Linked DNA regions of Homo sapiens: regions 1 and 3 are each linked to region 2. The links are chromatin loops, found by intact Hi-C in ENCODE. Cell type or tissue: IMR-90. All regions are shown on one strand.

Region 1 (8,000 bases), 160 kb after region 2:
ATCCCAGCTCCTCGGGAGGCTGAGGCAGAGAATTGCTTGAACCCTGGAGGCAGAGGTTTCAGTGAGCCGAGATCGCACCACTGCACTCCAGCCTGTGTGACAGAGAGAGACCCCGTTTCAAAAAAACAAAAACAAAAACAAAAAACAAACAAACAAAAACAACCCAGAACACCAAGGCTTGGGTCAGCTCCTTGGTTAGCAACACTCTGCACCTGTTGTTACACATTGTGGCTGTGAGAATTCAGCATTGTCTATGTCTGTACAACTCCACTGGGAGGGAACAGCTGGAAGCTCATGCCTGGTGTCTCCTAGATGCTGCTCTATCTGCCTTTTACCTTTGCAGATTTTTTTTTTTTAATGGGGGCCAGGTGTGGTGGCTTACACCTGTAATCCCGTTGCTTTGGGAGGCCAAGGAGGGAGGATCACTTGAGCCCAGGAGGCAGAAATTGCAGTGAGCTGTGATCACACCACTGCATCCCAGCCTGGGTGACAGAGCTAGATGCTGTCTCAAAAAAAAAAAAAAGGGGGGGGGGTTACTCTGTTGCCTCATCTGGAGTGCAGTTGTGCAATTCTAGCTCACTGCAACCTTGAACTCCTAGATCTGAGTGATCCTCCGACTTCAGCTTCCCAAGTAGCTGGGACTACAGGTGTGCATCACCACGCCTGGCTAATTTTTACAATTTTTTGTAGAGACAGGGTCTGGCCATGTTGCCCAGGCTGATCTCGAACTTCTGGCTTCAAGTGATCCTCCTGCCTCAGCAGAGTCCCAGTCCCACAAGGCACCTGAGTGTGGGACAGGCATAATTGAAGGTTGGGGGTATCAAAGGAGGAGTGCATCTCTCACTTAAAGTGTTGGGATTATAGGCATAAGCCACTGTGGCTGGCCCTTTGCAGATTTTAATCTGTATCTGTTTACTGCAATAAACCATGAGTATAATAACATTACTGAGTTCTGTGAGTCTTTCTAGCAAATCATTAAAGGTGAGGGATGCCTTTGGGATCCCCAGCCACAAAGGTTTACACAAACAAAACCACCTCCATTTCCTGCCAAGTTCCTGGCAAATGGACAGTTGGGAGGATTGTCCCAATCCATCTCTGCGAACTTCAGCCCAAATCTTAGTGAATCTTTCTTACACTTTCCAGAAAGTGGCCACTCCTGCTGGCTTGTCCGCTTTTCACTCCCCAGAGTCCCACACAGGGGCTGCTCCCTCCTCCCGGGACAGGCCTTGAGTTGCTCCAAGCTGCAGTGTGACCTTGGGCAAGTCACCCACCTGGGAGGCTACCAGCATCATGAGGGAGGGAGAGGCTGGGTTTTGAGGTCACACCAGCCTGGGCTGGATTCCCCCACTCTGCCCCAGATCTGGCATGTGGCCTTGGGGTGGTCACTTTTCGTCTCTGAGCCTCAGTTCCCGAATCTCCAGATTTGCTTTGAATCACCCAATAAAATTTCACATGGAGAGAAGGAAGTGTTCTTGTACTTTTTTTTTTTTTTTTTTTTGAGACAGAATCTTGCTGTGTCACCCAGGCTGGAGTGCAGTGGCACAATCTTGGCTCACTGCAACCTCCGCCTCCCAGGTTCAAGCGATTCTCCTGCCTTAGCCTTGAGTAGCTGGAGCTACAGGTGCATGCCACCACGCCTGGCTAGTTTTTGTATTTTTAGTAGAGATGGGGGCTTCACCATGTTGGCCAGGCTGGTCTCGAACTCCTGACCTCAGGTAATATACCCATCTTGGCCTCCCAAAGTGCTGGGATTACAGGCGTGAGCCACTGTGCCCGGTCTGTTCTTGTACTCTTAATATAGGCTTGGGCCGTGTGCAGTGGCTTACACCTGTAATCCCAGCGGTTTGGGAGCCAAGGTGGGAGGATGGCTTGAGGCCAGGAGTTCAAGACCGGAATAGGCCACATAGTGAGTCCTCGTCTCTATAAAAAAGTAAAAAAAATTAGCCATGTGTGGTGGTGCGTGCCTATAGCCCTAGCTACTCAGGAGGCTGAGGTGGGAGGATTGCTTGAGCCCAGGAGGTCGAGGCTGCATTCAGCCATGATCACACCACTGCACTCCAGCCTGGGCGACAGAGCGAGACCCTGTCTCAAAAAAAAAAAAAAAAAAAATTTACTGGATAAGATTGGCTCAAACCTCTTCCAGCATGCTTGCTAAGATTTTAGAGAATTTCCAGATTATTTTCTGTCTTTTGTTGTTGCTGAATTAAGGAGTCCCGCCATCTTGCTGGTTTTGCTCTGTGGGATGAGGCCCCTGGCTTCTTAATTTCAGCAGAGTCCCAGTCCCACAAGGCACCTGAGTGTGGGACAGGCATAACTGAAGGTTGGGGATATCAAAGGAGGAGTGCATCTCTCACTTAACCTTGACTGCAGGTATCTTTGTTCCAACTCAGCAGCCTACTTTGGCTGCCCCATCCGGTATTCCTAAAACCTTTCCATCACACTGCCTCATTCATTCATTCATTCAGAAAATATATTTTGTGGCTGGGTGCGGTGGCTCATGCCTATAATCCCAGCACTTTGGGAGGCTGAGGTGGGTGGATTATTTGAGGTCAGGAGTTCGGGACCAGCCTGGCCAACATGGTCAAACCCCGCCTCTACTAAAAATAGAAAAATTAGCTGGGCATGGTGGCGGGCACCTGTAGTCCCAGCTACTTGGGAGACTGAGGCAGGAGAATAACTTGAACACGGGAAGCGGAGGTTGCAGTGAGCCAAGATCACACCACTACACTTTAGCCTGGGCGACAAAGTGAGAGTCCATCTCAAAAAATAAAATAAATAAAATAAAATAAGATTAAATTAAAATAAAGAAAAAAAGTGTTTTTTGTTTTTTTTTTTCTTCTGAGACAAGAGTCTTGCTCTGTCGCCCAGGCTGGAGTGCAGTGTCATGATTTTGGGTCACTGCAACCTTTGCCTCCCGGGTTCAAGCGATTCTCCTGCCTCAGCCTCCTGAGTAGCTGGGATTACAGGCACGTGCAACCACGCCTGGCTAATTTTTGTATTTTTAGTAGGGATGGGGCTTCATCACGTTGGCCGTGGTTGGCCAGGCTGGTCTTGAACTCCTGACCTCAGGTGATTGCCCGCCTTCACCTCCCAAAGTGCTGGGATTACAGGTGTGAGGCACGGTGCGTGGCCAGAAAACATACATTGAGTGGCTACCGTACTAATCATAGGGGCACAGAGGTGCAAAGATAAACAAGATAACACTATTTCAGGTCCCAGCTCCCAGCTCAGTCAAATGGGTGAAACAGACATTAATCAAAGGGTTACACAAACTAATATAAAACCACTGCAGTGAGGAGGCCGGGTGCAGCAGCTAACACCTGTAATCCCAGAACTTTGGGGGGCTGAGGCAGGTGGATCACTTGAGGCCAGGAGTTCGAGACCAGCCTGGCAAACACGGTGAACCCCGTTTCTACTAAAAATACAAAACATTAGCCAGGCATGGTGATGCGTGCCTGTAATCCCAACTACTCGGGAGGCTGAGGCAGGAGAACCATTTGAACCCAGGAGGTGGGGGTTACAGTGAGCCGGGATCGCCCCACTGCACTCCAGACTGGGAGACAGAGCAAGACTCTGTCTCAAAACAAAACAAAAGACCCCACAAAACCACTGCAGTGATGAAGAGATCACTAATGATGAGTGATGATGAGAGAGGGGATAGCGAGTGTAACATTAGGGCAACTGATGTAGCTGGGCAAGGGATGGAGGTTAGGGGAGGCTTCCTTGAGGAAGTGGAGTTTGTGCTGAAATCTCAATGCCAAGCAGGAATTTACTCAGGAGGGGTCAGGAAGAGGGAACAGCATTTGCAAAGGTCCTGTGGCACCAGCTCCTTATCTTCTGATGGTTTTCAGCCCACTTCACCTCTCACTTTTTGGTCTTTCTTGGTCCCCTTAACTCTTGTCACTCCCATCCATCTATACGAGGATTGGCAACCTATGGCCCATAGGCTAAATCCAGCCCTTGAAATAAAAATAGTTTTGCATTTATTTTTATTTATTTATTTATTTTTTAAGTTTTTTAGAGACAGTGGTCTTACTCTATCCCCCAGGCTGGAGTGCGGTGGTGCAATCATAGCTCACTGCAGCCTTGACCTCCTGGGCTTAAGTGATCCTCCTTCCTCAGCCTCCTGAGTAGCTGAGACTACAGGCATGCACCACCATGCCCAGCTAATTAAAAAATTTTTGTAGAGATGGGGGAGGTCTCACTATGTTGCCCACTCCAGTCTCGAACTCCTGGCTTCAAGCAATCCTCCTCCCTTGGCCTCTCAAAGTGCTGGGATTACAGGCATGAGTGAATGCACCTGGCCTAGAGTAGTTTTAACATTTTAAAAGTGGTTGAAAACAAACCCAAAGGCTACAAGGTATGACATGTACTATGATATGAAATGGAAGCTTCTGTGTTTATAAACAAAGTTTTAGTGGAACACAGCCAAGCCCATTCGTTGATGTCTCATCTATGGCTGCTTTCGCCAGACAGCAGCAGAGTTCAGTCATTGCAACGGAGATGGTAAGGTCCCTAAAGCTGACAATATTGACGACCTGGACCTTGACAGAAAAAGTTTGCTGACTCCAGATCTATGGCATGGATAACTGGCAGGTTCGTTCTGAAGCACAGCCCCACCCCCTATCCTCCTTAAACCTTGTCATGGTCCCACTCCCCGTGGTCCACACACCGTGTTACTCCCAGTGCCCTCCACGGGCCCCCTGCAAACCCAGCTTCCCTGTCACTCTGGGCTCAGGCCACACCAGTCTCCGTGATTTCTTTAAACAACACAGGCTCCTTCTCATCATGGAAACTTTGCACCTGTTGTGCCCTTCCAGGGGGAGATTACACCTAAGGGCCATGGACCTGGGCCAGTTCACAGCTAGAATACAAGTTTCCGGGGAAAAAAAAAAAACAACCAAAAACCAAAAAAAAAAAAAAAAAAAAAAAGCGTTTTAAATCCAATTTGTGAAATGACATTATTGCCACCTAGTGGCCACTTCTCTAACTGTAGTTTTCAGAGCTTTTAGGGCGGTTGGGAAGGTTCCCTCCTGGACACAGTGGCTAGAGCGGCACCCCAAATCTGGTTCTCCTGTATCTCTGTACCTAAAGCCTATTTGGGTCCCGGTTATCTACAGGACCCCCATCTAGCCCAGTGATGCTCAAACTTTTAAATTACAAACTTTTTTTTTTTTTTTTTTTTTTTTTTGAGACAGAGTCTCGCTCTGTCACCCAGGCTGGAGTGCAGTGGGGCGATCTCGGCTCACGCAAACTCCGCCTCCCGGGTTGACGCCATTCTCCTGCCTCAGCCTCCCAAGTAGCTGGGACTACAGGTGTGGGCCACCACGCCTGGCTAAGTTTTGTATTTTTTTTTAAATTGAGGAGGAGTCTCGCTCTGTCACCCAGGCTGGGGTGCAGTGGCGTGGCCTTGGCTCACTGCAAGCTCCGCCTCCCGGGTTCAGGCCATTCTCCTGCCTCAGCCTCCCGAGTAGCTGGGACTACAGGTGCCCGCCAACATGTCCGGCTAATTTTTTGTATTTTTAGTAGAGATGGGGTTTCACCATGTTAGCCAGGATGGTCTTGATCTCCTGACCTCATGATCCGCCCACCTCAGCCTCCCAAAGTTCTGGGATTACAGGCATGAGCCACTGTGCCCGGCCTAATTTTCGTATTTTTAGTAGAGAGGGGGTTTCACCATGTTGGTCAGGATGGTCTCGATCTACTGACCTTGTGATCTGCCCGCCTCGGCCTCCCAAAGTGCTGGGAATACAGGTGTGAGCCACCATGCGCAGCCTGCTGTTACTTTCAGTGGCAAAACCACAATTACTTCTGCACCTACCTTGTAGGGGTGTTGCTTAACACTTATTGAGATTGTGCATATAAAGGAGTTAGCATTGTTCAGATAATAAATCTCGGTTGTCATCATCATTATTGTCATCATGCTGATACCCAGTAAGTGAATCCATGCAATCTAAATCCTTCATCCTTTTCTCCAGTTCTAGCCCAGGGTCCCTTGGCCAGAACACATGGTCAATTGTAAACTTGAGAGGATGTACTGGGACACTTTGTAGGTTTTGTAGGTTGCTGACATTTCTTAAACTAACTGCATTTGTTTTCTAGCAATGTTGCAACAAAGTACCACAAATCAGGCCGAGTGTGGTGGTTTACACCTGCAATCCCAGCACTTTGTGAAGCCGAGGAGGGCAGATCTCTTGAGGCCGGGAGTTTGAGACCAGCCTGGGCAACATAGTGAGACCCTGTCTCTACAAATATATATAGCTGATTGCAGTGGCATAGGCCTGTAGTCCCAACTACTCAGGAGGCTGAGGCAGGAGGATTGCTTGAGCCCAGGAGTTTGAGGTGAGGTTGCACTTTAGCTATGATTGCACCACTGTACTCCAGCCTGGGTGACACAGTAGATCCTGTCTGTCTCTAAAAGAAAAAAAAATTTAAAAATTACCATGAACTAGGTGACTTAAACAATAGAAATTTGTTGTCTTACAGTTCTGGAGGTTAAGAGTCCGAGATCAAGGTGTTGGGCCAGGTGCAGTGGCCCACGCTTGTAATCCCAGCACTTTGGGAGGCTGAGGTGGGCAGATCACTGGAGGCCAGGAGTTTGAGACCAGTCTGGCCAACATAGTGAAATCCCATCTCTACTAAAAACACAAAATTAGCTGGGCGTGGTGGTGGGTGCCTGTAATCCCAGCTACTTGGGAGGCTGAGGCAGGAGAATTGCTTGAACCTGGGAGGTGGAGGTTGCAGTGAGCCAAAATCATGCCACTGCATCCAGCCGGGATGACAGAGCAAGACTCCGTCTCAAAAAAAAAAAAAAAAAAAAAAGATCAGTTGTCAGCAGCTTTGATTCCTTGGTTCCTTCTGAGGGCTGAGAGGGATAGCCTGTTCCACGCCTCTCCTGGCTTCTGGTGGTCTGCAGGCAGTCCCTGGCATTCCTTGGCTTGTAGGAGCATCACCCCAATCTCTGCCTCCATCTTCATGTGGCGGTCTCCATGTGTGTGGGTGCCTGTGTCCAAATCTCCCCTTTTCATAAGGACGCCAGTCGTATCAGATTAGGGACCAACCTAATGACCTTACTGTAATCTAATGACCTCTGTAAACACCCTATCTTCAAATATGGTCACATTCTGAGGTCCTTGGGGTTAGGACTTCAACATATCTTTTTTATTTTATTATTATTACTTTTGCAGACAGGGCCTTGCTCTGTTTCCCAGGCTGGAGTGCAGTGGCAGGAACATAGCTCATGCAGCCTCGACCTCCTTGGCTCAAGAGGTCCTCCTGTCTCAGCCTCCCGAGTAACTAAGATGACAGGTGCACACCACCACACCCAGGTAATTTTTTCTTTTTTCATTTTTATTTTTTGTAGGGATGAGATCTCACTATGTTGTTCAGGCTGGTCCTGAACTCCTAGCTTCAAATGATTCTCCCTACTCAACCTCCCAAAGTGCCAGAGTTTACAGGTGTGAGCCACTGCGCCTGGCCTCCCACGTATCTTTTTTTGGGAGCCACAGTTCAACCCATAACACTAACTTTTTAAGTGCCCCGGGCCACCTGATCTGCTGTGGCTGACCCTGCGTGTAGAATCATACTGGGTTCAGAGTCAGGCGATGAATGTCACAGGAAACACATAGATTTTGGAGCTAGGCTAGGGTCTGTGTTCCCAAACTACGATTGATGGACCGTCTGCATCAGAGTCCCCTTGACTGGGGGTTGTGGGGAGACAGGAAGCCTGTTGGGAATTGAGAAAGTAAGCCCCAACCACAGTCATAGTTACAAGTGGAGGTCTCAAGACCCCCCAGGAGGCTGAGGCTTGCTGGCTGACTAAGCGAACAGCACGTGAGCTAATCTCACTTGCAAATATTTTCAAAGTTCTTCCACAACACTTAGGAAACACTGGCTAATACATGGGCTGTCTGTATCTACCTATCTATCTATCTATCTATCTACCTACCTCCTCTATCTCTATCTATCCATCCATCTATCTATCATCTATCTGTTGATCG
Region 2 (8,000 bases):
TTGATCCTTTCAGTATCTGGAAGGAGGAGGTTGAGCCAGGATGTTCGTCTCTCCTGGGGCTACCTGTTTGCTCCTCTCCCTATAGCCAGTCATCAGGCCCTTCGTGCCTGACGTGTCCGTGTGCTCTTACTTAGATTCTTAGGGGCCCTCCTTCTGCGATCAGGATGGCCGTGAGACTTGGTGTCTGTCGGCTTGATCAGCTCCTCTGGTGAGGAAGACACTGGCAGTCTTTGGAGTTGAGTGAATGGGTGGAGATAGTCTTGTTAGGAATCTGGTTAACATGACAGGCGCAAAGCTGGGGGCCTTCCCTTCCCCTGCCTCCCCTATGCCCACACCCTGATGCCCCAGGTGCATGCTGTCGCATGTTTTTTGGAGCAGACGCCTGGGTCTTGGGTGACAGGAAGGTGGTTTCAGCCCTGAGTGTGTGTCTTGCCTGTCTGGTCTACAGCTCAAAGCCGTGCACGAGCAGCTTGCAGCCCTCTCTCAGCCCCAGCAGAACAAACCAAAGAAAAAGGAGAAAGACAAGAAGGAAAAGAAAAAAGAAAAGCACAAAAGGAAAGAGGAAGTGGAAGAGAATAAAAAAAGCAAAGCCAAGGAACCTCCTCCTAAAAAGACGAAGAAAAATAATAGCAGCAACAGCAATGTGAGGTCTGTGTCCCCTGAATTTGTCCTGGGTGGGGACCCTCCTTCCAGGGCTTGCTCTGAGACTGTGTGGGCCACTGCCCCTCCCTGTCCTCATTGGGTGCGGAGGCTGCCCCTCTGCAGCCGTGGCTTCACAGGCCAGGCTGGTGGCCACTTGCACACAGGACTTAGCTGCACTGTCTCTGCCTCTTTCTGTAGGATGAGCCTTCGGAGCTCACCATGTTTGGTTGGGGAGGATAGGCGGCAAGGATGGGGCTGTAGTGCATCCCCCACTTGGGCAGCCTCCAGTCACAGTTTGCTTCGGTCTCCACTGGGTGCTCCCAGAGATTGAGTTGCCCATGCCCCGTTTCCTGTGAAGGCTGGTGGGTGGGGGGTATGGGAAGGGCACCCCTTCCCCCCAACATACATGTGGAGGAATGAGTGCCTGGCTTCCTCAGGGGGCCCGTTCTTGATGGTGTCTGCATCGTCCCTTCGTAGCAAGAAGGAGCCAGCGCCCATGAAGAGCAAGCCCCCTCCCACGTATGAGTCGGAGGAAGAGGACAAGTGCAAGCCTATGTCCTATGAGGAGAAGCGGCAGCTCAGCTTGGACATCAACAAGCTCCCCGGCGAGAAGCTGGGCCGCGTGGTGCACATCATCCAGTCACGGGAGCCCTCCCTGAAGAATTCCAACCCCGACGAGATTGAAATCGACTTTGAGACCCTGAAGCCGTCCACACTGCGTGAGCTGGAGCGCTATGTCACCTCCTGTTTGCGGAAGAAAAGGAAACCTCAAGGTGTGCTTGGGCCCCCTGGGCATGGGGTTCCTTCTGTGGGCACCCTCAGAGTAACTTTTCCCTCCTTGCTCAGTCCACTCTTTCTGCGCCCCCCCCCTTTTTTTTTTCCAATTATAATATCTGTGTTCTTGACACAGAAACCTCCGAAAGGTTGTGACATTGCACTCACCCCTAGGCTGTCAGTGCCTTTCTACATATCTGACTGGTGGTGTCTGGGGCCTCTCTGCACCTTGTTGCCTGCAGCTGTGTTCTAAGCCGGAGCTGCTTTCAACCCAGGCTACCTGCTGCTGAGTCTTCCTCCGGCCTCTTTGGGGAAGGAGGAAAGGCGGGTCTGCAGGGTCCCAGGACCTGTGTACCGATACGTTATGCAGCACTGAGCCAGCCTCTGTCCCTCTCTAGCAGGGACAGTTCGGTGTGGCATCCTTTCTGGACTCTTCCAGGCAGCTCTTTTGTGTCACACAGCTCATCCTGGCCTACGGCTTTCCTCTGAGGATCGGTGTCAGGGCATTGCACACAGTCTTTGTCCCCAGCCCTGACTAGCTCCTGGGGTCCTTGGGCCCCTACCTGGGGCACACCACATGATGATTCCAGCGTGCGTCTGAACAGCTGTGCTGAGAGACCCCCGGGGGTCTCTCCCTGCCTTGCGTTACCTTTTGGCAGCATGTTCCTTTTGGATCTTCTTCTTCCCCTGCTAGAAGAGTAACTGGGAGAATCCAAGCCTTATGCCCAGCGGTACCTTGTGTTAGGAAATTATCCTTCTGCCTGGTCTCTTGAATCCTTGATAAACCCCCCAAAGGAGACTTTTTGAGAGATTGAAGGAACCTTGAAATTCCATTGTAAGCAGTCTACCCATGGGAACTGTGGGACCACGTGGGTTCTGGGAGTGGCAGCTGGCAGTTGGGAGCAGCCCCTGGGCCCACCGTGCACAGGCTCCTCACTGGTCCTTCCTCCAGATGGATGGGGTGTGCCCATGGCTTAGAGCGGCTTCCTGGGCCACAGCCCTGCCTGACCAGCTCCCATTGCTTGGATTGCAGCTGAGAAAGTTGATGTGATTGCCGGCTCCTCCAAGATGAAGGGCTTCTCGTCCTCAGAGTCGGAGAGCTCCAGTGAGTCCAGCTCCTCTGACAGCGAAGACTCCGAAACAGGTTAGGTGACTTGTGTTCTACGTGTCTTACCAAACTCTTCCCACCTGTGCCTGGCACTAGCTCGGTCCTGTGTCCAGGATGCTAGAGCCCAGAGACGGCACTCCCAGAACTTGCTGGGTTCCTCTGTCTGTCTGTCTCTTTGTTAACTGTCTCCCTGGGGCCATGAATAGCCCTGCACTCTGTGCAGTAGTGTCCATTCTCTCGGCCTGGCCGTTATGCTCTCCCTGCCAGGGTCTGGTCATGGAGGATGAATGGCCAAGGGCGTTGACACTGCGGAGCCCTGGATGGTGGGCGGGGAAGCTGGGCCATGAGGACTGTGGGCGTGGGGGTCCAGGCTGTGCTGTTGACCTTGATGTGACCACACCCAGCTTTCTGCACCAGTGGAGACTTCGTGTCCCCAGGGCCTTCCCCGTATCACAGTCACGTGCAGTGCGGCCGCTTCAGGGAGATGCTTCGCTGGTTTCTGGTGGATGTGGAGCAGACTGCAGCTGGCCAGCCGCATCGCCAGTCTGCTGCTGGCCCTGCCATCACCTGGGCCCCAGCCATTGCCTACCCCTCCCCAGAGTGTGCTCGTTGCTGTGTTGGCTGCTCCTGAATCTGCCCTAACTCCACACGCACCTGGACTTGCGTGTCCCTCCTGCAGTTCTAACTAACAGTCCCTTCTTTTCAAGCCCCGTGGGTCTGCACGTTGGACCCTGGGTTCCCCATTAGAGCCCACCTTCTGAGCAGCAGCCTCAGTGGGAGGTGGAGGCAGGTAGTGATGCTGGGTGCCAGGTGGGAGTGGAGAGGGGACTGCTCTCCTCCAAGTGTGCACTTTCCTCATTATTCTCAGGGGCGCAGATGCTCAGGCTGGCGCAGGGGAGAGGCTAGGGAGGGAGCCATGGTGCCCAGAAGGCCTGGCGACCAGCCCCTGCTGAGAGATGGAGCTAACATCCTGTGTTTACGGCCAACGGGGTTGCCGCTAGGCTGGTGCAGCTGTCAGTGAGCTGGCGTGCTGCAGACCACCTGAGAGCTGGCCCTAGGGTCTCAGGCAGACTGGGGAGTGGGGATCCACAGTGGGAAACCTGTGTTTTGGCAGTAGACTCCTGCATGTTCTCCCACGGGCCTGTCCCATCCCTGGGATTTTATTCTAACTAGAAATAAATGCTAACCCTCAATAATCAGTGCATGTAAATAACTTGATCGTGCCAAGGAAGATTGAGGACCCTTCACGGCAGCTGGGGAGAGCCATGTTGCTCTGAGGTGTGTGTGCACAGATGGGGTGGGGGTAGGTGGCACCTCGGGCCTTGTCAGTATTCCTCTTCCCTTGGACAGCCTGGTGCCCTCTGCTTCCCAGGTGAGTGAGGAGACTTGCCTTGAAGTGGGCTGAAGGACCCTCCAGGACTCCAGATGCCCACATTCTCTACCACAACTGCATGCAGAATGCCGTGGGCAGCTCACTGGCCTCCTGGCCTTCCCTGTCGCCATCCTTCACCCTTTCATCTCTAACCGTTACTCTCCCCACACTGCTTTTGTAATCCATCAGCCAGCAGGAGGCACTGCACCCCATGGCTGCCCAGGAAGGGCTGGCTTTGCCACCCGAAGCTAGGGCCCCCACTCGCAGCAGAGTGACTGGGGTGAATGGCTGTATTCTTGGATCCAATTAGCATTCCTGGTGGCCGCTGACTTTTCACTTTCCATGCCAGCCAAGCCTCCAGCTTGCCTTCCTCTGGGTTTTTGCACCTCCTGTTTTCTAGTTGACTTCTCCTACCAGGGGTTTTGTAGTCTTCTCATCTGAGGATCTGAGTGACCAAGTGGAAACCCCAGATGCTGAAATTGTCAGGGGACCTGATTAACTAAAATGACATGACGTGGTCGTGGCAGTGTGCTGCTTTAGCCCTCACAAGACAAGACACCTTAGAGGGCTGTGGCCATCACATCCTGATTTCCAGTGTGTGATCATGGCCTTTGCCCTTGGCCTCTGCGTCCCTCTTCTGGGCTCCTCTGCTTTGGGAGAGGAGTGGGAATGCTCCTGGTTTCCTGAACGAGTGCCCCACACCCCTCCTGCCGCTGCCGAGATTTTATTATTTTTTCACTCCCCCACTTTAAAAAAAAGTGGAAAGATTGTGCAACAAGTAATCTGAGAGTCCTGGGAACAGCTGTCCTGGCGGGAAGGAGGGCGAGATTTACAGTCTCAGAGCCGCTGGCTCCCAGGCTCCCAGGCTCTGGCGGTCCAGCCCTGGCCGCTCATGCAGCTATCTGGGCTCTGGCCTTCCCCTCTTCCCAGGCGCCCTCCCCACCTTGGGTTTTGCCTGGCTCCCTTTTGTCTTCCCAATCCTGGCCAGCAGGGGCTTTCCTTTGCCTTCTGTGTGCACTGAGTGAGCTCTGTCGTGGGCCGGCAGGGTGCTTCTCCTCTCAGGAGGGGCCGCTGCGAGGGTTTCGTACGGCAGATCCCGAAATGGGAACCCACACCCTGGCACCAGTAAATACAGCCTTCTGCTGCCCTGTCCCGCACAGGACTCTGCACTCTCAGGGCGGGGGGCAGAGGGGGCGTAGCTCCTTCAGCAGCTGCTCTCCTGGGTCCAGGAATCCCGGCAGCCCTGATGTCCATGGCCCGTTACAGGCAGCTCTGCCTTAACGGGAGTGGGTCAGGGTGGGGGAACATTATTTCCCTTTGGTCTTTTGGTGCCTAGTTGATTTGCAGGCCCGCGCCCCCGCCCCCCCCCCCCCCCCCGTTCTTGTGTTTCCATTTGGATTGGAGCCGAAATTCCTGAAAGGGCCTATTTTTGTCACTTATACTACGGGGTTAGTTCCGCTGACAACGGCCCTGAGACATGAATCACCAGAAGAAAACGAATGGAGTCACTAGATTGAGGCTGGGGGGTGTGATACATGAACACCCCTCTTGGTAGCTATCCATAGACCGGGATGCTGTGGACTGATGCAGGCGTGGGGTGGTCCTCTGGGGCCAGGCTCTAGTTCAGGGAGCAACGGAACACAGGCAGGAGGAGGATGGCGGGGGTGGGTGCTGCTTTCCCAGCTGTGTCCCAGGCCACCATGTATTCCCCACCCTCTGCCCCAGCAGCATGCAGTGCAGTGGGCCAGCCCTACCACTTCCTCTGATTCCAGCTATTGCTTGGGCTGTGGTCTTCCATTGAGCTGTGATTCCAGCTAAAGCCTGGAGCTGCTTGAGGATTCTGTATTGAGACAGGCAGGGGTAGGGCACAAATGCCACTCTCCCACCACCCCTAGGGCATCTGCAGACCTGGGTGGAGCAGGCTGGAGGAAGACACTGTCCCAGGTGGGCTGTGGACAGTACTGTGGCTTTGCTGTCATTAGCACTGGGGTTAGGTCTGCCAAGCACATGGGGCAGGGCATGTCCTAGGAATCTTCTAGCTTTCACTTGTCACATAGCTGACATCTGGTTCTTCCCAAGTGTCATGCACAGGTCTTTGTGAGCAGAAGTGTCCCCACAGCTTATGTCCCTCTTAGGAATACCCGTTTAACCTCAGCTACCTGGGCTGGGACAGGGTCTCAGGGAGGTGTGAGAGATCCTCCTGGGCTTTGGTCTGGTCGTCTAGTTGGAACGGGAGCGCAGTCCAGCTATTTTAGTTTCCTGGCTTCCTTTTCCCAGGATTGGAGCATGTGGGTGTTTCTTAATAGCTCCAGGGGAAAAAGGAATGCTTGATGTTTTGGAAAGATTTGAGCTGGGAAGTGCAGACAGAGGCCATGGGGCGTTCTTACCACACAACCAGCCTCAGCTTCCTGACCCCCAGGGTCTTTGAGGGACTTAGTCCATCTCCAGGCCTGCTGCTTGCCTGCTCCAGAGTGTGGCGCTTACCTAGGGGAATGGTGAGGACCCTGGAGGTGGGGGAGTAGGAAGAGACTTGAAGATAGGGCAGTAGCCTTTCTGTCTGCACAGCCAGGTGACTCCCCCCACAAACAGCCAGCATTTGCAGCTGGAGGGATTCTGGGGCTTCATGGGCGGGTGAGGGCGAGCCTTGTGGAATGTGGCCCAGAGTGAGAGGCCGCCAGTGGGCGGGTTTTTCCCATGCCCGCACTCAGGGGCCAGGGAGTAGCACGTCGGTTGCATCCGTGACTCCAGCAGAGGCATCCGCTCTGCTACGTGGGTGGGAACAAGCCCAGTGCCCCTCCCTGGTCCAGGGAGCCATGTTGGATACCCCAAAAAAGGAAAGAAAGGACAAGACTTTATTCCTTAGCCTGTTTCTTTTTCTTTTTTTTCTCCTCCTCAACAGTGTATATAATAGGTTCTGCTTTTTAGAGTTTGAGCTTTTTGTTTGGGGGATCTGGAGGAATGCAGAGATGAGGCTGTTTGCTCTTTCCCCTCCACTGGGGGTCCTGCATTCTGGTACCTCCTTTCTTGTAGACCCAGGAGGAAGGGCTGGCATCGCCTTCCTGAGACTAGACAGTGCACAGCCCCTGGGTGAGATGAGCTCAGAGTCAGCAGGGGCCTGGTGGGCTTGCCACACCTGGCTGGTGGGACAGGGCAGGGGCATCACTCAAATTCAAAAGAAGCCACTTGAGGGCAGTAAAGGAAATGCCGGCGTGCGCTCAGGCAGGGCACACGTGGAGCTTGCTAGTGGGAACCAGGGCCACTCTCTAGAAGCTGAGCAGGCTGGGGGCGGTTTCCAAGGCATCCATGCATTCTGCCTCTGTGACCTTTCTAAGCGGGCGGTGGGTCTGTCCCTACCCAGGGTTAGCCAGGCACGGGGCAGGGCTCCAGTCTCCAGTGCCGTTCTTGTGCCCATCAGCCACCAGGGCGCAGGAGGTTGGCTCAGTCTGCGGTTCTTCTGTTCTTGTGACTTAAATGGTACATTCCACACCATTTCTCTCACACTGGTTTCTCTCTCCCTCTACGTAGGTCCTGCCTAATCATTGGACACGGACTCTTAATAAAACGGTCTTCAGTTCCAGATTCCTTCCCAGCAAGCTATAGCTTAAGTCCATTTTCTTCCGTGAAAGGGACAGGACTCCATCAAGTTATGGAATTCCTCAGAGCCCTGGGCCTGTCCCCCGGGGTGGATTAGTCATGTCCAGCAGCACACGCCTAGTCCCGCCTTCGGGAAGGCTGCCTGCCTGGCCAGCCGCCCAGGCCTCTCTGTGTAAAGACTGCCTGGCTGTCCTGCCCAGCCTTCCTGGTTCTCTGGGGTCCTCTGGGTGGGTGGCATCTCCTGGAGGGTGATGACAATCCCCAACACATGCATTCATGTGGTGCTACTCTGTGTGCAAAGCCAGACCCCAAGTATGTTTTCTCTCTTTGTCCCATCCCTCTTTTTCTGGGACTTTGGACCCTAACTACTTCCCTCCTGAACCTTGCAGTGACATCAGTCCAGGAGAGCTCTCGTTCAGTGTGCGGAAGAACACTCTGACCTCTAGAGCTGTCCTAGATAAGGAGTGGGAGCTTTAGAGGCAAGGCCTCTAGACCCTGGAAGGCTCAGTG
Region 3 (8,000 bases), 56 kb after region 2:
GCAGCAAGACCCGGAGCCGGATTCCGAGCCGGAGCCTCGGCGGCGCGCGCGCCCCCTCCCCCGCCCGCAGCCCGCCTCTCTCCTCTGGCCGCGGGGACCCGGAGGCCCTGGGACCCCGCCCCTGCGCGGGGAGGGGAAGGGGCGAGGGCCCACGTGCTCCCCTTCGGCTCCAGCGCCCCCTCCCCGCGGCCAGAGCCCCTCCCCAGCCGGCCAGGGGCCCCCGCCCCTCCTCCTCTCCTCCCTCCCCTCCCCCGCTCGGGACAATGGCCGCGCCGTCTAGACACCCCCTCCCTCCGGCCGGCCTCGCGCTTTCTTTGCCAGACAAAGCGGGACCCGCGGCTGGGCCGGGGAGGGGGCTGCGGGGGCACCCCCCTCACCGCTACGGGAGGCCTGGTGGGCGGGGGAGGGGCGCGGGCCAAGGCCCCTGGCCAGGGGTCCCAGACGCCAGTGTGGGGCTTGGCGCTGGGCGGGGTGGGGGTTTCGGGAGTGAACGGCCTCCCCAGCCCAGCCCCGGGGCCCGGACGGGGCAGGACCAGGCAGGAGCCGCCGCCTCCGCCGGACCAGCGGCGCACACACATGGCCTGTGACACACTCGCTGGCACACATAGCTCTAGGTCACGTAACAGAGATGCAAACCTGCACACACACAGCACACTCGCAGACTTGCACACCTGGCTCAGGAAAGACACACCCAGCTGCACGCACACAGCTCACACATTGACATACATACACACACAAATATGATCACACAGGTGTGGCACACACGCTGCCTGCACACACTCAGACAGCACATAGATGAAGACTCAAGGACATGCTTACACCCAGCTCACACATGCAGATGGACAGACACAGCCAACCCATACACAGACACAGCGGTGCACACACAGGTCACACCAACACACAGCTGTACACCCATTTACACGGTTCACATACACAGACGCACAACAGACACAACCTGCATACAGACAGCACACACATCTGTGCATTCCCGTATGGGTGTGCAGCTCATACACACACGGGCACACCCACGCTGACATGCATGTACAGATAGACTCACATGTAGCTGCAACTGAGACACAATAGATGCATGCCCAAATCCACATACAGACACACAAGCCCGTGCACGCACACACATGTGGCTCACATTGCCTACAGCTCAGGGTGGCCCATAGCCCATGTTATGGGACCCACAGTGTGAGTTCACGAACACCCACAGGTCCTGGTGTGGGTGATGGTGTCCAGTCGGCTTGTCCTGTGAGGAAGGGGCATATACTATGTAGGCCCATGCTCAGGTTCAGCTCGACAGATTCTGTAACTCACCCTCTTGTTTTCTATTTCTTTCTGTCCTTCTCTCTCTCTTTTTTTTTTTTGAGACAGTCTCACTCTGTTGCCAGGCTGGCATGCAGTGGCGCAATCTCGGGTCACTGCAACCTCCGCTTCCCAGGTTCAAGCGATTCTCCTGCCTCAGCCTCCCGAGTAGCTGGGACTACAGGCGTGCGCCACCACACCCAGCTAATTTTTTTTTGGAGATGGAGTTTGGCTCTTGTTGCCCAGGGTGGAGTGCAATGGCGTGATCTCGGCTCACTGGAACCTCTGGCTCCTGGGTTCAAGCGATTCTCCTGCCTCAGCCTCCTGAGTAGCTAGGATTACAGGCACCTGCTACCATGCCCAGCTAAGTTTTATATTTTTAGAACAGACTGGGTTTCACTGTGTTGGCCAGGCTGGTCTCGAACTCCTGACCTCAGGTGATCCACCAGCCTCGGCCTCCCAAAGTGTTGGGATTAGAGGCGTGAGCCACCATGCCTGGCCGCTTTCTATTTCTTTCTGTCCTTCTCTGTCTTCTCCTGGTCTATCTGCTTCTAGTTCATTCTCACGTCTTTGTGTTTTTCTCGATCTTCCTTCCTCTCTCCATCACCCTCTCTCTGACAAGAGCATGCATGGACACACGCACTGTGTCCCCACACCTGATCGCATGCACACAGTTCTCCACTAGCTCAGACCCAGCCACACCCTGGACCCTTCTGGCAGGACAGTTAGACTATGCCACACCCTAGAGGGACACAGCCCTTAGGGATGGCGATGTTGGACAGGGCAGCACATGCCTTGTGCCAGTTGCCCCTCCCTTCAACACACACCCTATTCCAGCAACGCCCAGCGCTGGCTGCTTCTGGAGATGCTGTGCTCACTCGTGGGTACATGCCTTGGTCCCTCTCCCAAGAGCACCACGCAGGCCTGCCTGGCTGGAGTAGATGCCCATCAGGGAAAGGAAGACCCGTGGCCCTAGGATCCCCTGCCCCTTCCCCTTCTATTACCCCTGAACCTGGGCATGAAGCCCCAGACCTCCCTGTAACACTCAGCACCCTTACTTCCTGTCTCAGCACACCCCATTCTGCACATCTTAGCTCTGGCAGCTTCCCGAGCCCCCACATCTGGCATAAGACAGCCCCTCCTCCTGCCTTCCCCTGCTTTGTGGTTCCCAGGGCTCGAGCTGGCAGGGACAGCTGCAGCCTCAACAGCTGGGGCTGGGGCGGGGGGGGGGGGGGCGTGGGAACTGTGGATGGGGGGACTCCCTGCACCCGCAGAGACGCCCCCATCCCCATGCAGCTGTTGCCTGGTGGAGGGAGGGAGGGGGTTTGTCACTTGGGCCTGGGGTTCCTGGGCACCTGGCTGATCCTCCACCTTCCTTCACCCCCACACAGCCCCCCCTTGCCTGGACGGAAGCCCGTGTGCAAATGGAGGTCGTTGCACCCAGCTGCCCTCCCGGGAGGCTGCCTGCCTGTGAGTGCCTGGCTCAGAGCCACCAGTGGGCCCTGTGTGTGGGGGCGGGGGGGAGGGGCGATTTGTCTTCTCCCTCTGCCTCTGTGTTCACCATGGATGTCTCTACCACTTCCTACATGTGTGTGGCTTGGGCAACCTCTCGTGTTTCCCCATTGGAAACTGAGCAGGGGCTCTGCACTCTTCTTGGCATGGGTTCAAGTCCCACATCATGTTGCTGACCGGCTAGGAATTAAACTCTTTACATCTCAGTGTCATGGTCTGCAAAATGGGCCCAGTAATCCCAGCTTCACAGTTCTTGGCCACCTGAGGTCACATGTAAAGCCCCCCATGAGGTAGGTATTATTCAATCAACAAACTATCAGGGACCAATCGCAGTGGCTCACACCCTCCACACCCCTCCCATCTCTCAACATTTAGTGGAGGGGGACATAGGAGGCCTATAATACAGTCCCACACTGCCACTTACTTGCAGTGTGACTTTGGGCTAGTCACTTTCCCTCTCTGATCATCATTGCACCTGTGAAATAGGGAATGCTTCACTGGCGACTGTGAAGGGACTTAACAATTTAGTTGTTAGATATCACAAGGAAAGGCAAGAGGTTGCAGGGAGCAGAGCAGAGGCTGGGAAGGAGCTGAGCAGAGACAGAAAGAGCTCAGCTTAAATTCTGGGGTCTGGGACACCTTGAGCATTCAAGCTTTTTGAGCCTCAGTTTTTGCATCTGGAAAATGGGGCAATAATAACTCCTGTATGCACTCAACATACATTAAGTGCTCAGAATATAGTATGTGCTCAACATAGGCATTATTATAAATAATAATGGTAGGGAGGCAGGAAACAGGTGCTCTAAGGAGAAGTCTCTCAAGGTTATGAGGAAATGCTTGGCTCCTTTCATGCTATCATTAATAACAGCAGTTCACGCAGTAGCCATTGATTGACTCATTAATGTATTCATTTATTCAGCATCATGTGTGCCAAGTACTGGGTCAGGCCCAAGCTGGGTGGGTCTGGGGTGATTTTAGACCAAGAAGAGCCGCTTTGAAGTTACACCTACATTTATTTTGGCTGGATCTCCCACTCGGGCTCACCTTTGTGGAGGGCTGAGCCTGACTGAGAGGGTTTCCTGGGGCTGGGGGGTCTGCGAAGGTGGGGCGGGATGGGGAAAAGTGTGACCTTACCTGGAGCCACACACCTGGGAGGGCGAGCGGTGGGGCCGGGCGCCTGCGCAGTGGAGCTCCGCGCCTGGAATACTGCCGACAGGTGAATGAGCCCGCGGCTGCCCCGCCCTTCGACAGGTGAATCACCGGCGCGCGCGGCGCCCGGAGCCCGGATCGCCCGGAGTGGAGCGGGCTCAGTCCTCCGAGTTGGGCTGTGGGAACCACTCCCTACACGCCCTCCACCCCCCACGAGTCTCTTTCACGGTCTCAAATACTCAAGTCCTTTCAAGGATGCCCCCAAGCTGTCACCCCACCCATGGATCCCCCAAGACCCCCCCACCGGCAGCAGACGTTTCCATAGACCTCGTCCCCATCTCCTAGTCCTCGCCTCACCCGCCGTGCCCCCCCTAACTAGGTCTGCGCTCCCCCCTCCGTCTCCCCCAAAGCTTAGGCCGTGGGGCGGGGCGCGGGCTGGGGCTGGAACCGGCCCGACCGGTCGGCGGGGGCGCGGGACGCAGAGCGTGGGAACCCGCCCGGGGCGTCGGGAGGGGGCCCGCGCGGGTCGCGCCCTGCCTGGCGGTGGGACCAGCTATCCTCGGCGCCCAGCGCAGCGCGCCCCCTCCCGACGCGCGGTCGGGGCCGCAGTGGTCGCCCTGCGGGCCTTGGAGGAGGGGACGGGAGCTGTGCCCTCCCCTCCCAACGCCACCCGCACCCTTGCTTGCTCGGCCGTGCCCCGACCTGTTTCGCTGGGGGCCGGGGTGGGGGGGATCTTGCGGGTGACGCTAAGGACTGAGTCAGCCGCTTGTTGAGTTCAGTCTCAGGCGTCTGGGACAAGCCGGAGGGAGGACAACCGCGCCAGGGGCGGAGGGTGGGGGGATAGAGGGGGGTGAGGGTTGGCAGCGTCGGGGGGCGGAGCTTGGACTCTCTGGCTTCTCTAAGCCCCTCCCTCTGACCCCGCTAGTGCCCCTTGGAGATTTCCAGTCTTAAGACCAACCCCTCCCAGTTCCAATTCCTCACACTCCTTGGTGGGCTTGGGGAGGGGGCTGCAGGTTGAAGGACCACCCCCCCAAGATGAGGGTACCAACAGTGGTGTCAGTACCCCAACCCTCCACCCTCCCATCCCTGCATAAGAGGCTATATAAGTCCCAGAGAAGGGACTTGAGGGTTTGTGGGAGCCCTGCTGTCTGTCCCTGTGAGTGAGAGTTGCTCATTTCCGCGTGGGATGCTGTGGGTTGGTGTCTTGAGTGCTGGCCAGGCCATGGCGTCCAATTGGTGTGTCCCTCTGTGTGTGTAGCTGTGGTTTCTGGGCCTGTCTGTGTGTGCCTGCGTGGTTGTGTCCTGGGGTCTGAGACTTCTTTTTTTCCTTTTCCTTTTTTTTTTTTTTTTTGAGATCGAGTATCGCTCTTGTTGCCCAGGCTGGAGTGCAGTGGCTCGATCTTGGCTCACTGCAGCCTCTATCTCCTGGGTTCAAGCGATTTTCCTGCCTCAGCCTCCGGAGTAGCTGGGATTACAGGCATGTGCCACCACACTTGGCTGATTTTTTGTGTTTTTAGTAGAGACGGAGTTTCTTCATGTTGGTCAGGCTGGTCTCGAACTCTTGATGTCAGGTGATCTACCTGCCTCGGTCTCCCAAAGTGTTGGGATTACAGGCGTGAGCCACCGCGCTTGGACATGGGTCTGAGACTTTTCATTTGCTGTTCCCTCTGCCTGGAATGCCGTTCCCCAGAAAGCCCCATGGCCCCCTCCTTACCTTCATATGTCTGTGAAAATAGAATTCCACCTCCTTGACCCCATCATTCTATCCCCCTTAACCCTGTGGTTTAGCTTCCTACGGCTGCTCTAACAAATTACCATAAACTGGGTAGCTTGAACAATAGTAATTTATTCTCTTGAAGTTCTGGAGGTTGGAAGTCTGAAATCAAGATATCGGCAGGGCTGAGCCTCTCCATGGGGACCCAGGGGAGAACTGACTCTTGCAGCTTCTGGTGGCTCCAGACGTTTCTCAGCTAGTGGCTGTCTCACTCCAGTCCCTGTCTCTGTCTTCTTCTCTTCCTTCTCCCACCCAAATCTCCTTTTGGCTGCCTCTCTCTTTTTTTGAGACAGAGTCTTGCTCTGTCACCCAGGCTGGAGTGCAGTGGTGCAATCTTAGTTCACTGCAGCCTTCAACTCCCAGGCTGAAGCGATCCTCCCACCTCAGCCTCCCAAGAAGCTGGGACTACAGGTGTGAGCCACCACGGCCAGCTAATCTTTTATTTTTATTTTTTAGGTGGAGTCTCTCTCTGTCACCCAGGCTGGAGTGCAGTGGCACGATCTCGGCTTACTGCAACCTCCGCCTCCCAGGTTCAAGCAATTCTTCTGTCTCAGCCTCCTGAGTAGCGGGGACTACACGAGTGCACCACCACGCCCAGCTAATTTTTGTATTTTTAGTAGCGACGAGGTTTCACCATATTGGCCAGGCTGGTCTTGAACTCCTGACCTCGTGATCCGCCCACCTCAGTCTCCCAGAGTGCTGGGATTACAGGCATGAGCCACTGCGCCTGGCCTGTTTGTTTTTTTTGTTTTTTGTTTTTTTTTGAGATGGAGTCTCCCTCTGTCAACCAGGCTGGAGTGCAGTGGTGCAATTTCGGCTCACTGCAACCTCCGCCTCCTGGGTTCAAGCGATTCTCCTGCCTCAGCCTCCAGAGTAGCTGGGATTACAGGCTCCTGCCACCATGCCCGGTTATAATTTTTAATTTTTTTTTGTGGAAAAAAAGTCTCCCTATGTTGCTCAAGCTGATCTTGAACTTCTGGCTTGAAGTGATTATCCTGTCTTGACCTCCCAAAGTGTTGGGATTACAGTTGTGAGCCGTTCTCTTGTATGAACACTTGTCACTGAATTTAGGGCCCAGGTGGATAATTCAGAATAATCTCATCTTGACATCTCTCATTTAATTACATCTGCATAGCCAGGCCTGGTGGCGTGTGCCTGTACTCCCAGCTACGCAGGAGGCTGAGACAAAGAATTGCTTGAACCCCGGGAGGTGGAGGTTGCAGTGAGCCAAGATCGCGCCACTGCACTGCAGCCTGGGTGACAGAGCAAGACTCCGTCTCTTAAAAAAAAAAAATTACATCTGCAAAGAGCCATTTAAAAAAAAAGTAAGGTCCTAGTCACAGGTTCTGGGACATGGATGTCATCTTTTCAGGGGCTGTGACCCAACTGACTACATCCTTCATGGTTCTGATGGCTTTCACCGCCCCCTGCCAGCATGTTGTATATTAATTTGTTATTCGTATATGTTCTCCTTGCCTGGACCTGGCTGCAAGGATCCAGAGGGATAGGGACCCCTTTCATTGTGTTTGTTGCTGTATTTGTATTGCTCAGAACGTAGTAGGTACTCAGTAAATATTCGTTGCATGAATGAATGTGTGTTTTGTTTTGTTTTGTTTCTTTGAGACCGAGTCTTACTCTGTCACCCAGGCTGCAGTGCAGTGGCGCGATCTTGGCTCACTGCAACCTCCACCTCCCGAGTTCAAGCAATTCTCCTGCCTCAGCCTCTTGAGTAGCTGGGACTACAGGCACGCACCACTATGCCCAGCAAAGTTTCGTACTTTTAGTAGAGACGGGGTTACACCATGTTGGCTAGGCTGGTCTTGAACTCCTGACCCCAAGTGATCTGCCCGCCGCAGCCTCCCAAAGTTCTGGGATTACAGGCGTGAGCCACTGCTCCCAGCAAATGTGTGTTTGCTGCTCTGTTTCCCTGCGTGTTTCTTGCCTGTCTTGTGTGTATCTTTGTGTCTGGGGCCATCCTGCCCTGTGCTGCCCAACCAAGCCATCTCTGCCCACAGGTGCCCGCCTGGCTGGGTGGGTGAGCGGTGTCAGCTGGAGGACCCCTGTCACTCAGGCCCCTGTGCTGGCCGTGGTGTCTGCCAGAGTTCAGTGGTGGCTGGCACCGCCCGATTCTCATGCCGGTGCCCCCGTGGCTTCCGAGGTGAGAGGGGAAGAGTCTGGAGGGGAGGTAGTCGGGGGTGTGGTCAGTCCTAAACTCACCCTGTCCTGGTCCCTCCAGGCCCTGACTGCTCCCTGCCAG

What was found. A loop is a pair of places that touch in the nucleus more often than their neighbours do. Peaks named below come from ENCODE experiments on the same cell type or tissue, not always from the same donor. Only the 100,000 strongest peaks of a DNase experiment are listed, where the experiment ranks them.
Region 1: a loop joins it to region 2, with 13 times the contacts of the local background. A loop is called at or near these places in 25 of 110 quality-filtered maps.
Region 3: a loop joins it to region 2, with 2.7 times the contacts of the local background. A loop is called at or near these places in 23 of 110 quality-filtered maps.

The regions. Positions count from the first base shown.
Region 1 is chr19:15,089,020-15,097,019 of GRCh38, reverse strand. It overlaps OR1I1 (olfactory receptor family 1 subfamily I member 1), which reads right to left. Exons shown (of 2, transcript NM_001004713.2): 2 at 4,050-8,000. Among named protein-coding and RNA genes, the nearest start is that of OR1I1, 11 kb to the right of the region's middle. In IMR-90, a CTCF peak has its summit at 4,978 (motif pointing left); a DNase peak (open chromatin) is centred at 4,989; H3K27me3 peaks cover 542 bases.
Region 2 is chr19:15,248,712-15,256,711 of GRCh38, reverse strand. BRD4 (bromodomain containing 4) reads left to right here. Exons shown (of 20, transcript NM_001379291.1): 9 at 449-648; 10 at 1,120-1,415; 11 at 2,450-2,560. Among named protein-coding and RNA genes, the nearest start is that of EPHX3, 20 kb to the right of the region's middle. RefSeq lists an enhancer at 5,297-6,168. In IMR-90, CTCF peaks have their summits at 4,090 (motif pointing right) and 4,883; DNase peaks (open chromatin) are centred at 4,761, 5,371, 6,601, 7,591 and 1 weaker place; H3K27ac peaks cover 3,749 bases.
Region 3 is chr19:15,192,278-15,200,277 of GRCh38, reverse strand. NOTCH3 (notch receptor 3) reads left to right here. Exons shown (of 33, transcript NM_000435.3): 2 at 2,700-2,778; 3 at 7,759-7,901; 4 at 7,980-8,000. Among named protein-coding and RNA genes, the nearest start is that of NOTCH3, 4.7 kb to the left of the region's middle. RefSeq lists a silencer at 1-213 and enhancers at 4,712-5,212, 5,213-5,713. In IMR-90, a CTCF peak has its summit at 4,565; DNase peaks (open chromatin) are centred at 4,757 and 5,167; H3K4me3 peaks cover 1,225 bases.